2 separate regions of the Homo sapiens genome follow, and region 2 is linked to region 1. A link is an interaction called in ENCODE POLR2A ChIA-PET data of the cell type or tissue named here. Cell type or tissue: GM12878. All regions are shown on one strand. Each heading gives the region's core, and the rest is flanking DNA. Links, peaks and the distances in the headings are about the cores only. Region 1 overlaps KCNMA1 (potassium calcium-activated channel subfamily M alpha 1). Region 2 overlaps LOC105378372 (a long non-coding RNA gene).

Region 1 (9,026 bases), core at 1,257-6,256:
GATCCTAGTCAGAAACTCCCATTGGCTAAGTGAGAGAAGCCAGACACAAAAGGCCACATATTGTGTGATTCCACTTATATGAAGTGTCCAGATCAGGCACATCCAGAGAGCCCACACAGAGTAGACCAGCCAGGGACTGGGAGCAGAGGGAATAGGGAGTGACTGCTTAATGGTACAGGACTTCCTTTTGGAGTGATGAAAATGTAGATAATAATGATGGTTACACAACTTTGCGAATAAGCTAAAAAACTACCGAACTGTATGTACACTTTAAAAGAAGGAATTTTATCTCAATTAAAAAAACAAAAAAGCACTTATTGAAAAATGCCATGGAGTGGTTAGCAGAGCAAAGCTCTGGAGTCCAACTGTCCAGGCTCAATTCCTGGCTTAAGCCATGAGCTATGTGAACTGAGCCAAATTACTTGGCCTCTCTGTGCCTCTGCTTCCTTGTCTGTAAATGGGGGTGATAATCATGCCAATTTCACAGGGATGCTATGAGGATTAAATGCAACCACCCATGTGTAGGGGACTTTGGCTAACTCCTTTCCAAACTTCCACCTTCCCCATTCCTTGCAGACCTTGTTTTCCATTTGAGATCCATAAGGTTCTGAGGATACTGACAATAATCCCTGGCTTCAGCCAGTTCAGTTACAGCAACTCTCAGAACCTGTGCTAGGAATGCTGGTGCAAAGGTGATTTATTTCCTGACAAGGTTGAGCAGATCAGCATGTGCCCTCCAGAGCTGCAGCAGCCATGTGTGAACCCAGAGGCAAACCAGCCTCAGGACAAGGCCAACTGTAAGGAGAGCAGATTAGAGTGACAGAAAGAAACTGGGTCCATGGAGACATCGTTGAGCCACCGGATCAAGGCTCATCTGAAGTCATCCACCTTTCCAACTATATGAGTCAATGGAGTCCCTTTAATGTTAAGCCCATTGAAGTGAGCATTTCTGCTACATGCAATCAAAAGCTTATCACTGATTCAGCTACGTAAAGTCCCTCATACCCAGCCCGGCACATAGCGAGTTCTCCATTAAGTGTGACTTATTATCATTTTTTTTTCCAAGCTTCTCTGCTGTTCCCCAAGGCCAGTGTTCACCCAGATGTCTAGATACAGAAACTGTTCTACTGGTTTATCTAGATCCAATCCTATGTCCCTGTAATGGCAAGCCACAGACAACTTTACCAAAAACCCTTGCTGTGTGCAAAATCAGTGCACACAGCAAGCATTCATGGGGCGAGGTACTGTGTGCTCAGACAAGACTAGGTACGCAGGGGACAGCACATCAGGGAAGGACAAGGCACTCTGATCATAAGTCCAAAGAGGAGTTCATAATCTAATCAGCAAGGCAAGATCAAGGTCCACAAAACAGTAAAGTATATATTTGACTAGTGACATGATTTAAGAAATGCAACAGTGCAAGCTAAAGGAGTCCAGAGAAGAAAGAGATGGGAATCCTGGTGGCATTCTGGTTTCTCCTGGCTCCCAATGCTCCCAACACATGGACCTAACCAGATCCAAAAACATCCTCCCAAGAACATATGGAGGCCACAGGACATCAGAGCCCAGCACCAGACCTTGCTCCTGCAAATCCCAAAGATAATGTGCACATTTCACGGACATGGCCAAAGACCCAGGCACATTCTAGGTCATGGTCACGAAACTGGCTGAACTAGTCAAGAAGTCCTATCATCTTTTCTTCTCCCAATTTATTTTCTTTTTCCCTCTTTTTCTCCCAATGCAGTAAAAATGTGATGCATGAAACAATTATTCTTCAGAACTCAGGGGCAGGTGGGGAGCCTCAAATCTGGAGAAAGCAAAATGTAAATGATGCAAAAAGAGATCAAGATCCATGAATATTCATCTTCCTCTCCCTTCTGGTGGAAACTAGATTTGGAGGGGTTCATTGCGCTCCATTTCCTCTGAATTCCTAGGAGCGCTTGTGGTCGGCATCTCCTCATTCTGCCTGAAGACCACATGCAACTCATAGGGCTCTTGCCTCCAAGAACAGGCGGCTGCACAGGCGCATACATTGTACCAACCTGTACACCTTATGTCTGTGCATGCCCTACATGTATGTTAGACTTCAATTTTAAAAAATGAAAGTCAAAAGACTGGTCAATTCCTTCTGGTCCTCAAGGCATATTTCCAATGTGGGGGTACCTTCCTCTCTTCACTTCACGGTGGAGGATGATTCTCTACTCTACCTCCTCACCTCCCTGACACACCTCCTTGCCCCAAAACAAAACAGTGAAAATGAACAATCCCCTCTAAGCCATTTGCTTATGGAAGACAAAGCTGGAGCTGACTCCTTTCTGGATTCTCTCTCCCTACTCCCCCCACCCCCACTGAGCACAGGCATGCAATAGATGCTCAATAACTGTTTATTTTGGGAATAAATTACAAATGGTATGGAACTATCTCACACACAATAAGTCTGTAAGTTCCTGGATGTCTGAGCTTGTCTTCTACCTCTTGGGATGCCTGTGTGGCCCTCCCCAAAACCCCACCACCAGGTGATTTCTTAACCTCTATGAGTCTCAGCTCCTGAACCACACTTGTCCTTCAGGATCACTGTGAGAATTTTACCAGCTAAGATGTAAAGTGGCCAGCTCAGAATGTGATATATTGTAAGCCCTCAATAAATAGTAGCTCCCTGGACCCAACCTTCCCCCACAACCTTCCCCAGTTGCAGCACAGAGTTTAAAACCTCCCAGGAGCCCCATAAACTGTGGCCGACCAGGACTGACCAGCTTCAGCTCTGGGTGCTCTGTGCCTCTCTCCAATACACACAGTGCTTCATTAAAGAACTCAAAGCTTATCTGGCCCAAAAGCAATGCTTTTATCTAAAATCAGACCACATGGGCAACAAGTGAAGCAGGAAGCCTATCAAGGCATTTGGGCCAACTGGTTTTGGCTGCCAAGGGAGCCCTCCTTATAGGAGGCGGTTCAGACCGCAGGCCGGCTCACATACAACACTGGTGTACACGGAGGGGTTAATTAGCAGTAAACAGATGCCATGATTCACCTCTGTGCTGTTATTTCCCCGTGTGCAGCTAAAACTATAATCACTCTGTTCTCCGACAGGATGTTTGCGTTCAAGCCAAAACTGCCTCCTCTATCCAACTTGCTGCAGTTCGGTTCAGCACAGGGCAATGAGGAACTTGGCTCCTCTCACGATAGCTGGTGGCTGGCCTGACAGAGGCCCCTTCAGACAGGGAAGGAAAGAGGAGATGGATGGGGTAGAGAAGAAAAAAATGAATTTGTCATTTTATCAAACACAGGTGAAGGCTGTCTGCTGGTGGGAACTGCTCCTCAACACTTAACACCCACAGAGCTCACAAAATACCCTTTCTTCTGAGGCAGTCAGGCATGAGAGGCTTCAGGAGCCCTGTGACAAGTCATTGGCAAGAAGGAGCTGGGGCAAATTTGCAGGCCAATGCCTGGGTCACACCCTCCCTACCACTGCCCAGGCCTGGGTGGGTGTCTAGTCTACTTGGAGCCTGGGACCTGGTAAAGGTGGCCTGAAAGGCTCAACCTCAGCTTCCAGAAAAAATTAAATACCCTGAGAGAGCCAGAAAACAAAGAGATTCAGTGCCCAAAATATAAATGTAACCAGTGTGGAGTATTAGTCAATTCATCAGCAAGAGGTTACTGAATGCTCGTTTGTTCATTCATTCGCCCACCATCTACCAAATGCCCACCAGAGACATGCCACGTGTTTGGTGCTGGGAATACAGAAAGAAATGAAGAAGATGTATGTCCTGTCTCAGTGGCCCACAGACCAGAGTGTGCCAAATCCTGAAGGATCCAGTTAGGAGCTTACAATCTAGCTGGAAAGCTAAAGAAGGGAAGCATGCGGAATTCTCCGGGGCTCATCGCCATCCCTCACCTAACCAGTGCTTTGTGTAAGATAGACTCAAAGGTGAGCTTGAATAAACTGACTTCTGCTAAATGCCATTATTCTACCTGGATACATCACAAAAATGGGAGCCATTACCTACTGAGTATTTTTCATGTGCTAGGTGGAACTTTCTCTGTGGTCTTCACCCTACATGTAATGGAAACTGAGGCATGAGGAGGGTAGACAACTTGCCCAAGACCACACAGGGGAGGCAAGAGAGGAACCCAGGTCCTTGCACCCCAACCCCATGCCCTTTCCACCTCACTGCATGAGCAGAGGAAGGAGCCCCCTTGTCCATCCCTCACCCAGCCCCAGCTCAGCTTGGGCTCCCCCAAGCAAGCACCACATGACTGACACTCTTGGAATCCTCTTCATAACCTGGCCCAGGTATGGGACAAGTTGCCAATGAGCAACATATTTGCTTAACCAAATGCCTGTGGCAGAATAAGCTTGAGATAAAAGGGAGTGTGAAGTGGAAAGAAGACCCGGAAGTCTTCATGAAGGAACTTGGTGTACAGAAAGATGTTTTGGGTGCCTCAGAACACATAATCCCTGATAGAGAAAAGAGTCTGGAGACAAATACCAGATGTTAAGCAACCTTAACACAGGCGCCTGGGCTGCCTCAGCCTATCAGAGTAGCACAGGTTCCTAAATAGGGGAAAGTGCCAACTAAAAAGCCCACCAGGCAGGAGGGCTGGGTCTGGAGCCTGGCCTTTCTTCTTTGTTCAGAGCCCAAAAGGTGCCTCTGGTCCATTCACCATTCACCAGGCCCCAGAGCAGCCCCAGGATCACCAGATGGGTCCACCAGGTCCGTCCTGCTCTGGCTACCAGGCTTCTAAGCCTCTTTTCAGACCCTCAGCCTTCTGGGAGAAACCATTCCATGCCCTCCAGCACTTTCCACCCCTTCTGTTCCTTTTGACATCATCTCCAACTGCCTGAGGCTGCAGAAGGTGGGTGGTGTAGGGGCAGAACAGGCAGGAGCACAATCACAATTCTTATAAAAATGCAAGGGACTGCTGGAGCCACCAGGGACCCTCAGAATGGCCTCATCCAATCCTCCGTTTTACAGGTGGCAAACTGAGGCCTCGCCCCTGAGTTAACCCTTTCAATGCCTGACATCTCGTACTGCAAAATTCTTCCTTTCCTCTCTCTCCATTCCCCTCTCCCTCGTCCTTCCTATAGTGGTATAGGGGTGTGCCGTGGGTGATGAGAGGCAGAGGGAAGGGAGCATTTCTCACCCCATTTTCCTCCAACCCTACTTTCTGCCTCCATCTTTAGCACTACCTCACTGTCCGTCTTGGTGCTCACTGTTGGCCCCTGGCTACCCTGCCCCTTCCAGTGGTCTCCTGTCCCTCAGTTCAGCACAATCCTGGTTATATTGACAAAGGAGAGGGATCTAAAATAAAGGCCAACTTCATCATAACAGGGCCATTTATTGAGGACTTACAAGATGCTAAATGCTATTATACTCACAAAACCTTTACGTGGCTGGTATTTTTAGTATTCACAGTTTACCAATGAAGAAAGTGAGCTTTGCAAGGTTAAGTAAATTGGCCACAACCACCAAGCTAATGCAAGGTAGAGCCAGGACTCAAACCCGCCTTTGACCAATTCCAAACTAGGCTAAGAGCCTCACAAGACTGAATTTAAGAGACCAAAATGAACATTCAAAATGTTGCACTGTGGATGCAAAGATGGAAGGCACAGAGTCCTAGGCTTCAGAGATGCTACATTCCAGCAGGGGGTGGACATTCCACAGACGTGCAATCCAACCTGGATGGACTAGAGTGGAGACTTACCAGAAACAGAGTGACCAATGACCTAGGAGGTTATTGTCAATGCCCACATTAGGGGAAAATGTCACAGTCTCCCAAAGATGACCAAATGAAAGTAACAGTAATAACTAACACTTTCCTAGCCCTTGGTTTGTAGCAAGTGCTACCCTCAGCATTTAACACATGATCCTCCCAACAACCCCAGGCAGCAGGAGGATAATGTGGGGTGACATCTCCCAGCATTTGAAAGTCAATTTGAAGACCGGGTGCAGTGGCACATGCCTGTAATCCCAGCACTTTGGGAGGCTGAGGCGGGTGGATCACTTGAGATCAGGAGTTCGAGACCAGCCTGGCCAACATGGTGAAACCCCGTCTCTACTAAAAATACAGAAATTAGCCGGACATGGTGGTGCGCACCTGTAATCCCAGCTACTCGGGAGGCTGAGGCAAGAGAATCACTTGAACCTGATAGGTGGAGGTTGCAGTGAGCCGAGACTGCACCACTGCACTCCAGTCTGGGCACGAGAGTGAAGCTCCATCTCAAAAAAAAAAAAAAGCCAATTTGATACTAGGAACTGTTTGAGGGCGTTTTCAGTATTATTTTATTCCCACTTTCCAAGTGAGTGAACTGAGGCATGCAGAGGTGAAGTGGCTTGCCCAAGATCCAAAGGTCAGCAAGCAACACAACTATGATTTAAGCCTGAGTAGGCTGGCTCCAGAGGGCATGTCCCTGATGACCACACTGAACTATCTAGAATGAGAGACGTTGCTCATTGAGACATTACAATTCTGGTCCATTGGATTTTAGAAAGGCAACCGTATTACTTATGTTACTACTCACGTTTGAGACCCTGTTTTCTCAGCAGTGAACTGTTGAACTTACTTTGCTGAGACATAAAATTGGACATGGGTAGAAGGGGCTACAGTGAAGTGCATTTCCAAGGTGAAGCACATCACCACAGGAGTGAGACAAGAAACCCGGGAAGCAGCCTCTGTCATCCATGAGCCTTCCACTCTCAATGCTCCAGGCAAAGAGCCACGCCAGGTAAGATTCAAAGTGGGAGAGGGCAGACTGGGAGATGATGCATTCAAATCATGAGGGCAGGCTCAGGTAACTACTGTCAATTCACCACCCCTGAATTAGGGCCAACGTAAACCAGTGACAATCTCTTTGAAACATGAAGCAGGGAGGCAGTTATGCCCCTTAGTCCCTTTATCCTGAAGGTGTTTAAGAAGCTGAGTAGCTTTCAAGCTGCAGACAGGGATAAGAAGAGGCAGAGCTGAAGGCACTCCAGAGCAGCATAGGAAGAGGGTAAGAGTTAACAATCTGAAGACAGAAAACCCTGGGTTCTAATGCTGGTACTGCCACTTATTAAGGATGCCTCTTGGGCAAGTGACATCACATAGCCATTGCAAGCCCCAGTTTTTGTACATCTGTAAAATGGGAAAAATACAGATAGTATCTACATCATAGGCTGATTTAGAGGATTGAGATAATGCATATAAAGTGCTTGACACCATGTCTGACACCTAGCAAATACCCAGTAAACATTCAGTTTTCTCATTGGGTCATGATAATGGTTCTGGCAGAGCCAGCTATGGACAGCAGAAGCCCTCAGTGTGGGACTCGGGAGCCCCTTCAGCAGTCCAGGTGTTCTCCAAATCTATTTCAATCTCCTGGGTGCAGTGCTACATTTCCCAGGATCCCTTGCAGTTAAAATACCATGTGATCAAGTTCTGGCCAATGAACTGTGTGGGTAGACGTGATGTGAATGACTTCCATAACTACCCCTACAAAACTACCCCTCATGATCCTTACTTCTCATCCCCTATCATCCGGACAGATGCAGAGGGTCCAGCAGAGACCTTCAGGGGCCCCTAGAAGATTTCAGGTCCACAAGTGAAAGGAGCCGGGGTCTTTAATGACTGTCTGAAGTGTGTCTTCACTGCACCCTCCACACACACCATCAATGGTACTTTGTATGAGCAATACGTAAACTTCTGCTGTATTAAGTCATTGACATGTTGACCTCTTGTTACAGAGGTGGCCTAGCTGACTAATACACAGTTTATCAAACCTCAAGATGGACTCACAGGTCCCTGTTGCCTCAATGATTCCATCGCCACTGCACACACCAGAGTCTAGATACCATAAATATGGTCCAGGAGAGAAACCAGCAGCGTGGTGTGGTAACTGGCAACTGGCCAGGTATGGTAAGCATAAGGTAAAGCCTGCAGCAACTCAAGAAATGCAGAGGGAAGACTACTCGTCTAGAAGAAACAGGATGGCCCAGCAGCAATATTACCTGTGCTCATAGCTACTGGTTCTTCAGGAGAACAGGAAAGAGCATGGTCTCAAAGGCCAAGCATATCAGAGGCCATATCTGCCTGGGATCTACCCAGAAAAGTGACTGAACTGCTCTGGGCTTCAGTTTCCACAACTGCCAATCATGGATAACAATACCCTATGTTCTGTGACATCACACTGGTATCTTCAAACCAGCCAGGGCAGGAATATTTATACCATAGGAATTGACGAACACCGTACATAGGGACTTTCTTCTCTAGAAATCCCGTTGTTAATCACTTACCAGCACATCCCTGGATAAACAGGAGTCAGCTAAGTGGAAGGGGAGAAGGAGGACAAGAAAAGAGAAGTCCGGCAGTGTGAACAGCATGTGTGAAGGCCCAGAGGTAAAAATCAAAAGGTTTAACGAAATGAAGGAAGTCCTAAGTGGCTGGGTGTGGAGAGCTTGGGAAGATGTTAAGAGGAACCTAGAAAGAGGGCAGGAGCTGGACCTTGTGAAAGGACTTCACTAAATAGTAATTATTTGTTCCAGTCATCCATGGCTATGTAACAAATTACCCCAAAATGTAGTGGCTTAAAACAATCATTTCATTTTGTTTATGACTTTTAAGTAAGGAATTCATAGAGGGATCAGCTGGTGGGTTCATCTCCAATCTATGTCAACTGGGGTTGGAGGATCCACTTCCATGATGGCATCTTCACACATATGCGTGGTGCCCCAGTAGTGTCTCTCTGTCTGTCTGTCTCTCTCTCTCTCTCTCTCTCTCTCTCTCTCGTATGCCCACGCACATGCTTCCTCTCACTCTCGCTCTTCCCCCTGTAGTGGCCAACTTCCCTAAGAAGTAGCATTCCCAGATAACAAATGAACTGCCAGGGTTCTTCCAACATAGCCTCAGAAGTCACATAGCATCATTTCCACCACAATCCATGGGTTACAAGCAACCCATGGATTACAGGGGCTAGCTCTGCCCCAAAGGGTACAACCCAAGAGGATGAACGTGAGGAGTCGTGGTTCACTGAGGGCCTGCTTTGATGACCA
Region 2 (9,026 bases), core at 1,340-6,339, 91 kb after region 1:
GCCCAGCTACTTTTTGTATTTTTAGTAGAGACGAGGTTTCACCATGTTGGCCAGGATGGTCTCAATCTCTTGACCTCGTGATCCACCCGCCTCGGCCTCCCAAAGTGCTGGGATTACAGGCGTGAGCCACTGTGCCCGGCCTTATTCATGTATTTTTAAGTAGATGATAGTGAATATCAGATTATTATAAAATTTATATTTCTTTGAATACACTTTGTTTTTTGAGACAGGGTCTCGCTCTGTCACCTACGCTGGAGTGCAGTGGTACAATCAGGGCTCACTGCAGCCTCGAGCTCCTGGGCTCAAGCGATCCTCCCATCTCAGCCTCCTGAGTAGCTGGGACTACAGGTGTGAGCTGCCACACCCAGCTAATTTTTATATTTTTTGGTAGAGACAGGGTTGCCCATGTTGTCCAGGCTAGTCTCGAACTCCTGAGCTCAAGCAATCCTCCTGCCTCGGCCTCGAAAAGTGCTGGGATTACAGGCATGAACCACTGCGCCCAGCCTCCTCTGAATGCACTTTAAAGAATGATGTGACAGTTTTAGAATGTTAACAGTTTCAGTAAGTCAGAATTACATTATTTGAAACTATTTAAACTTATTAAGAATTTTAGATTTCAACTTTAAAATGTGCATAAGGTACATAGTTTTTAAAGCCTAATGGCTGAAACAGACTAATGGTTTATTCTCTGACATAAAAGAAGTTGGAGATAGACAGGTTATGCTTGTGTGGCAGCTCCTTGAAACTATGAGAGGCTCAGGATCCTTCAGTCCTTCTATTCTGCCATCCTTAGAAGGTGGCTTCTACCCTCAAGGCTACATTATGGCTACTGGAGCTTCAGCCATCATGTCATGTCTGGGGATCCCAGAGAAGGGACACAATAGCTTTTACCAGGACTCCTACTGAGCCACGTCCCACTCCTATCTGTCAGGGAGCCTAGAAAAGAACTTTTTCTACTGGGCATGTGGCCAAGAGCCCTGTTACCACAGGAGAAGATGAGAATATACACTTGGCAGGCAATTCGCAGTCTTAGTCATGTAGAATATGACTCCATTTTTATTAAGTTGTACACTTACATGTGATTTTATGCAGTGTTACATTTGGAAGGATGTTTACCAATGTATTTGTGGTTTATCATCGGATAGGAGATCTCAGTTTACTTTTACTTACTTCTCTGAACTTTTCTACATTGAATTTTTTGATAGACATGGTCATCCTTTTTTTCTTTACCTTTAAACAACATGGGTTTGAACATGGTCATTCTTACAAAAACATTACAGATATGCTCATATTTTAAAAAGAGGTAAACTGGGAAAAAGAAAAATTAGAGACTTTGCAGTCAACAACCTGAGTTTAAATTCCACTCTGCAATATAATTTAGGCATATAACTTAATCTCTATGGACCTCAATTTCCACTGTATAACTAGGTTATAGCCTCCAACAGTATTAGAAGTAGAGGTCATATTTTCTTCTTTTGTTTTATATATCAAAATTTAGAAGTCCCATTTACTGGGAGTGTCTTCAGAGAGCACAACAGATATATGTCCCAATTCGGGCCCATGAGATACAAGGGTAGGTTTGGTGGATGCTTCGGGGAAACTGCTCCTCCTTCTCAAGAGTCTCTCTTACCGGGGTTGTTGTGAGAACCTATGAATCCTGAAGCCACCACAGCTCAAGCCTCAGGATGAAGCCAGCACCAGGAGAAGGACAGAGCTGAGAGACACACAGAGAAACCATAGTGTCAATGTGTCCAGTCTGGACTTTTCACTTATAGGACCCAATAAATCTCCTTTATTATTTAAGCCAGTGCTATGGTTTGAATGTTTGTCTCCCCCAAAATGCATGTTGAAATTTAATTGTAACAGTATTAAGAGGGGAGGCCTTTGAGAGGTGATTAGGCTGTGAGGGCTCTGCCCTCATGGGTGGAATTAATGTCCTTATGACAGGGCATATTTGGTCCCTTTTGTGTTTCTGTCTTGCCCTGTCTTTGTCCTCCCACCTTCTGCCATGTGGTCACACAGCAAGAAGGTCCTCGTCAGAGGCCAGCACCTTGATCTTGGACTTCCCAGCCTTCAGAACTATGAGCCAATAAATTTCTGTTCATTATAAATTATCCAGTCTCAGGTATTCTGTTAGAGCAGTGTAAAACAGACTAAGACAGCCAGTCTTGGTTTTGTTTTATTTTGCCTGTTTGCTGCAAGCATCCTAATCGCTATTCAGCTTAAAATTATGTAAAATTACTTTTATTTATATTATCTTATTTGATCCTGACAAAAAACCTCTCAAAGTGGTCAAGAGTTATAATAGCTGAGGAAATTGAGAGCCAGGATGTTGAATGCTCAACATCACATGATAGAAAAATGGTGACAAGGATGGGACTCAAACCCAAGTTTCCTTGGTCTGAGTTCAGTTTCCTTCTCATTGGGCCATAATGCCTGCAAGGATAGGCAAGCAGAAGGTGTTCTGATGACTGAAAAGGAGTTGTCCACACTACAGATGCACCATGGTCTGAATGTTTGTATCCTCCCCAAATACATATGCTGAAACTAATCCCTAATGTGGTGGTATGCGGCAATGAGGCCTTTGGTAGGTGGTTAGGTCATGAGGGTGGAGCCCTTCCAAATGGGATTAGTGCCCTTATAAAAGAGACCCCAGAAAGACCTCTTGCCCCTTCCACTATGTGAGGACACAGCCAGAAGGTGCCATCTATGAACCAGCAAGCAGGTCCTCACCAGACACCAGATCTGCCAGTGCCTTGATCTTAGACTTCCCAACCTCCAGAACTGTGAGGAATAAATTTATGCTGTTTATAAGCCACTCAGTCTATGGTATTTTGTTACATCAGTCTAAAGCCACCCTGGGATGTAGTCAAAGCTTTGGGGATGACATTAAAAGGGCGGTGCCCATGGCCTCCCGAAATCATACCAGGGGATCTTGGGCTTATCAGGCTAGTGGCACTCAAAACCAAGCACCCAACAGTTGGATTTTTATGGGGATTCCACCTGCTAAGTGGAATCCCTGGAGGGAGACACCTGGAGGAAACTAATGAGCTGTTTTCAGAGTGCATAGACCAAGGAGACTGGGAGTGAGTCTGGTGAGAACCCATTGAATATGGGCCTGAAGGTTGGCATTTGTAAATTAAACCTAAAAGCTAAAAAAAAAAAAAAAAAAAAAAAAAGGTCGAGAATACTTTGTGACTACTAGCAGCATCAGCATCCAACCTAGGATATCCTTTCCCCAAGCCACTCACTGACATTTGAAGTTCCAGAAGTTATGGTAATTCCTTCAACTTTACAATTGAGATGCAGCTCCTGTCTCACCCCTCACCACCCCTCGGGAGCAGGGAGCTACTCAACATTGATAGTCACTTATTCTTTATTATTACTGAGTTATTGCTCCTTTCCTAGAAGACAGGGAAGTGAGATTATTGTTGGCAGGGGGGCAGTGGGCAAGACAGGAAGGATCCCCAAAAGAAAGGGTGTTGTCAGCCGGGCGCGGTGGCTCACACCTGTAATCCCAGCACTTTGGGAGGCTGAGGCACGTGGATCACCTGAGTTTGAGACCAGCCTGGCCAACATGGAGAAACCCTGTCTCTACTAAAAATACAAAAATTAGCCGGGCATGGTGGCGGGCACCTGTAATCTCAGCTACTCAGGAGGCTGAGGCAGGAGAATCGCTTGAACCCGGGAGGCGGAGGTTGCAGTCAGCCGAGATAGCGCCATTGCACTCCAGCCTGGGGAACAAGAGCGAGACTTCATGTCAAAAAAAATAATAAAATAAAAACATAAAAATAAAAAAAGAAAGGGTGTTGTCACCATGACTTTGGGAACAGCTGCTCCCTGGATGTCCTTGGGCCTCCCTCTTGTCTGACCTGGCACAGGGCAATCACCACTGGACTGAAGAAGTGGCAAAGAAGCCCACTAAACCAGTCTGATGCTAGAAAGAATGAATCCTTCACCTCCCACAATTCCTCCCTAAGGCCTGCCGCCCAGAAAATAAACGCCAAAGGGAAGAAACATTTCCATTTCCGTCTATTGACCTCAGAGCCTCTTCCAACCCAATGTTTTGATGTCACTGCCTGTAGGTGGGCTGAGTCCTGCTATGACTGAGAGGGGCTGACCCTGAGCCAAAAGTGGAGGCCACAGCAGTTGACTTGCCTGCAGCTTTTTTGGGGACACTTAGGTTTCCCAAAGTTTATTAGGCAGAAGGACAGGAGGAACAAAACACAAACTGGCCAGCTTTTTGGGGAGAACAGTATGGTCAACGTAAAGTCAGGTGAACAATCCTAGCCACATCGGATCAATACAAGGGACAATAAAAAACCAAAAAATATCTCCTTACTTTGTGGAACACAATTCAGTGGAGTCTAACAGACCTGGTTTTGAATCAGGCTCTGGATGTAACCTAACAATGTAACCTCAGACACGCTACTTATGTTCTCTGTATACCAGATTCCTCATCTCTAAAGAGGAGGTGATGATAGCAAATGAGGAGAAACTGAAAGCTTTTCCTCTAAGATCTGGAACAAGACAAGGATGCCCACTTTCACCACTGTTATTCAACATAGTACTGGAAGTCTTAGCTAGAGCAATCAGACAAGAGAAAGAAAAAACAGGCATCCAAATTGGAAAAGAAGAAGTCAAATTATCATTATTTGCAGATGACATGATCTTATAGTCAGAAAAATCTAAAGACTCCACCAAAATACTATTACAACTGATTAGCAAATTCAGTAAAGTTGCAGGATACAAAATCAACATACAAAAATCAATAGCATTTCTATATGCCAACAGCAAACAATCTGAAAAAGAAGTTAAGAAAATCATCCCATTTACAATAGCGACAAATAATTAACCAAAGAAATAAAAGATCTGTACAGTGAAAACTATAAAACACTGATTAAAGAAATTGAAGAGGACACAAAAAAATGGAAAAATATTCCATGTTCATGGATTGGAAGAGTCAATATTACTAAAAGGTTCATACTACCCAAAGCAGTCTACAGACACAATGCAATCCCTATCAAAACACCAATGACATTCTTCACAGAAATAGAAAAACAATCTTAAAACTTACATGGAACCACAAAAGACACACAACAATCAAAGCTATCCTAAGCAAAAAGAACAAAACTGGAGGAATCACATTATCTGACTTCAAATTTTACTACAGAGCTATAGTAACCAAAACGGCATGGTACTGGCATCAAAACAGACACATAAACCAGTGGAACAGAATAGAGAACCCAGAAATAAATTCACATATCTACAGTGAACTCATTTTTGACAAAAGTGCCAAGAATATACATTGGGGAAAGGGCAGTCTCTTCAATAAATAGTGCTGGGAAAGGTGGATATCCATGTGCAGAAGAATGAAACTAGACCTCTAAGTCTCATCATATACAAAAGCAAATCAAAATGGATTAAAGACTTAAATCTATGACCTCAAACTATGAAACTACTAAAGGAAAACATTGGGGAAACTCTCCTGGACATTGTAATGGACAAAGATTTCTTGAGCAATACCCCACAAGCACAGGCAACCAAAGCGAAAATGGACAAATGGGATCACATCAAGTTAAAAAGATTCTGAGAAGGAAAGGAAACAATAAAGAAAGTGAAGAGACAACCCACAAAATGGGAGAAAATATTTTCAAACTACCCATCTGATAAGAGATTAGTAACCAGAATATATAAGGAGCTCAAACAACTTTATAGGAAAAAATAAAATAAAATAATCCAATTTGAAAATGGGCAAAAGATCTGAATAGACATTTTTCAAAAGAAGACATACAAATGGCAAACAGGCATATGAAAAGGTGCTCAACATCACTGATCATCAGAGAAATGCAAATGAAAACTATAATGAAATATCATCTCACACTAGTTAAAATGGCTTTTATCCAAAAGACAGGCAATAACAAATGCTGGCGAGGATGTGGAGAAAAGAGAACCCTTGTCCACTGTTGGTAGGAATATAAATTAGTACAACCACTATGGAGAACAGTCTGGAGGTTTCTCAAAAAACTAAAAATAGAGCTACCATATGATCCAGCAATCCCACTCCTAGGTATTTACCCAAAAGAAAGGATATCAGTATATCAAAGATCAGTATATCTGCACTCTCATGTTTACTGCAGCACTGTTTACAATAGTGAAAATTTGGAAATAGTCAAAATTCATCTGTTGTTCATCAACAGATGAATGGATAAAGAAAATGTACAGATACACAATGGAGTACCATTCAGCTACAAAAAAAGAATGAGATCCTATAATTTGCAACAACATGGATGGAACTGAAGGTCGTTATGTTAAGTGAAATAAGCCAGGCACAGAAAGACAAACATATGTTCTCACTTATGTGTGGGAGCTAAAAATTAAAACAATGAAACTCATGGACACAGAGAGTGGAAGGATAGTTACCAGAAGCTGGGAAAGGTAGTGGGGGAGTGAGGGGAAGTGGGGATGGTTAATAGACCCAAAAATATTATTAGAATGAATAAGACATAGTATTTGCTAGCACAATATGGTGGCTATAGTCAAAAATAATTTAATACATTTAAAAATAACTAAAAGATTATAATTGGATTGTAACACAAAAGATAAATGCTTGAGGTAATAAATACCCCATTCTCCATGCTGTGATTAGTATTCAGTTCATGCCTGTATCAAAATATCTCATGCAGCCCGTAAATATATAGACTTGCTATATACCAACAAAAATCAACAATCAAAAATTCATTAAAAAATAAATAAAAAGGAAGTGATTATAATGATGCTACCTCACAGAAATCTTAAATGAAATAATGCTCATAAAGTACTTAATACAGGGCCTGGCACACAATACATCGTATTCGTCCATTTTCACACTGCTATAAAGAAATACTGGAGACTGAGTAATTTATAAAGGAAAGAGGCTTAACTGACTCACAGTTCCACGTGGCTAGGGAGGCCTCAGGAAACTTACAATCATGGTGCAAGGCAAAGGGGAAGCAAGGTCCTTCACATGGCGGCAGGAGAGAGAAGAGTGAGGATTAGGGGGAAGAGTCCCTTATAAAACCATCAGATCTCATGAGAACTCACTCTATCACTACAACAGCATGGGGGAAACCGCCCCCATGATCCAATCAGCTCCCACCAGGTATCCCCCTAGGGATTATGGGGATTACAATTCAAGAAGACATTTGGGTAGGGACACAGCCAAACCATATTATACATGTTCATTAAACGGTGGCTCTTATTTTTGTCTTGGGTCAGAGAGAATGGAGGCAGATGGAAAATATTGCAAAGAGAAGAAAAGTATAAATTGTGGGGGCAATGGGGATGGCACTGGCATTTTTTTGAACTTTAATAATAACATTGCAAACCCAGTAAATGGTTACCAGACCTAAGTTTGAACAGGCAAGGTGTTTAATACAGCTTGTTGATTGGATTTACGGGTCCTTCCGGGCCTTTCATGGAGCTTGGGCCTGCTTTCTACCTTTATTGCTTCTGATGCCTAAGGCTAACTCCCCAGGGCAGCTTGACTCCCAACAGGGAAGTCTCATTTACCAAAAAGTCTCAGTGATTCTGTTTTCCCTGTCTTTTTTGCTTTTATTATTGTTTTTATTTTTTTAGAGACAAGATCTCGTTCTGTTGCCCAAGCCGGAGTACAGTGGTATGATCATAGCTCGCTGCAACCTTAAACTCCTGGGCTCAAAGGATCCTCCTGTCTCAGCCTCCTGAGTAGCTGAGAGTACAGGCACACACCACCACATCTGGCTAATTTTTAAATTTTCTGTAGAAATATGAGTCTCATGATGTTGCCCAGGCTGGTCTCTGACTCCTAGGTTCAAGCGATCCTCCCACCTTGGTCTCCCAAAGTGCTGGGATGACAAAGCCTCCATGCCCCACTGTCATGATGATTCCGAATCACCTCCAGCAAGGGACACCCTCTTCTTAGGGCTGAGAATAACTGCCAATGAGGAACCATGGATTTGGAGGCCCTTCAAGGGTCAGATCTTGGTTCCACCAGGTTCCCATCCTCACCTGTCATCAATAACCAGCACCTTGGTCTCCTTGTCCCCTGCCTTCAGCATCCCTGGCAGATTCCTGATGGTGACACTCCCAAGGCCACTTCACAGGATGGACCCTCATGGGTCATCTGGGCCAAACGCCTCCATGATAAAGCATAAGCACCAGAGAGGAGGTGGACTTGTCTAGGTTACACAGGAGGCCTGGGGTTGCTATTGGGCTCACCCAGGTCTAGGGAGCCCAGGACAGCAGTCATCACCACCCCACTCTCAGTAACACTGTGCTCTTCAGTATGTAGACAGCTCACATCTATGCCCCATGCATGATTTACAAATGTAAAGACCATGCACAGGAGCTGGCTTAGCAAAAATTGATAAGCAGCAGCCCTGGTTATCATTACTGTCACTGTCCTTGTATCTCATAGCTTCATACTACACCCAAGTCACCATAGGCATGGGCATCTTTGTTTTATAGTAGGAAACCAAGGTTCACACCTTAGCCTGCAGGACTTTGTAAAAACCCTGCTGTGGGTAAAGAGCCCAAAATGGCCAGCCCCTCAGCCTTTTGCTCCCAACCCCCAAGCCCTTTCTCCTCCAGGGCACTGCCTCCCACCCTCGTCTGGTCAGGGGAGGCCACCAGAGGAGGAGTACTGGCCTGGCAGGGAACACTGGCAGTCTCGGCCCTTCACCAAACAGCAGGGGAAAGGCAGCAAGCCCCGCCCCGGTGGCCCCAAGATATGGGTGCCAGGAACCCGTCATTCAGAGACCACAAATGAAGAAAGCAGGGAGGCCAGCCCAGCCAGGCACAGCTCACCCCACCCTGCTGGGAAAACCCATTGTGTTTCACCGGGCATCCTGGGGTGCTGTTGTGGGCCAAGAATGACACTTGCCTCACGCCATCAAAACCAGAAGGGTATCCTAAGGGGAGTAGGCTCGCCCCGCAGAGCCACACTAGATGGAAGCAAGGCGAGTAGCCAGGGCAGAGCCCACCCCCCGCACCTCCCTCCCCACAGC

The links. ChIA-PET counts read pairs that join two places held together with the same protein. Peaks named below come from ENCODE experiments on the same cell type or tissue, not always from the same donor. Only the 100,000 strongest peaks of a DNase experiment are listed, where the experiment ranks them.
Region 2: POLR2A ChIA-PET joins it to region 1 with 5 read pairs; 2 of 35 experiments call an interaction of 5 or more read pairs at or near these places.

The regions. Positions count from the first base shown.
Region 1 is chr10:77,610,585-77,619,610 of GRCh38, forward strand. All of the region lies in intron 1 of KCNMA1 (potassium calcium-activated channel subfamily M alpha 1), which reads right to left. Among named protein-coding and RNA genes, the nearest start is that of KCNMA1, 23 kb to the right of the region's middle. In GM12878, for the core only: no CTCF peak of the experiment used is centred there; a DNase peak (open chromatin) is centred at 3,347.
Region 2 is chr10:77,701,405-77,710,430 of GRCh38, forward strand. It overlaps LOC105378372 (a long non-coding RNA gene), which reads right to left. Exons shown (of 2, transcript XR_001747510.2): 2 at 1,030-1,714. Among named protein-coding and RNA genes, the nearest start is that of KCNMA1, 68 kb to the left of the region's middle. RefSeq lists enhancers at 8,459-8,518, 8,889-9,026. In GM12878, for the core only: no CTCF peak of the experiment used is centred there; no DNase peak of the experiment used is centred there.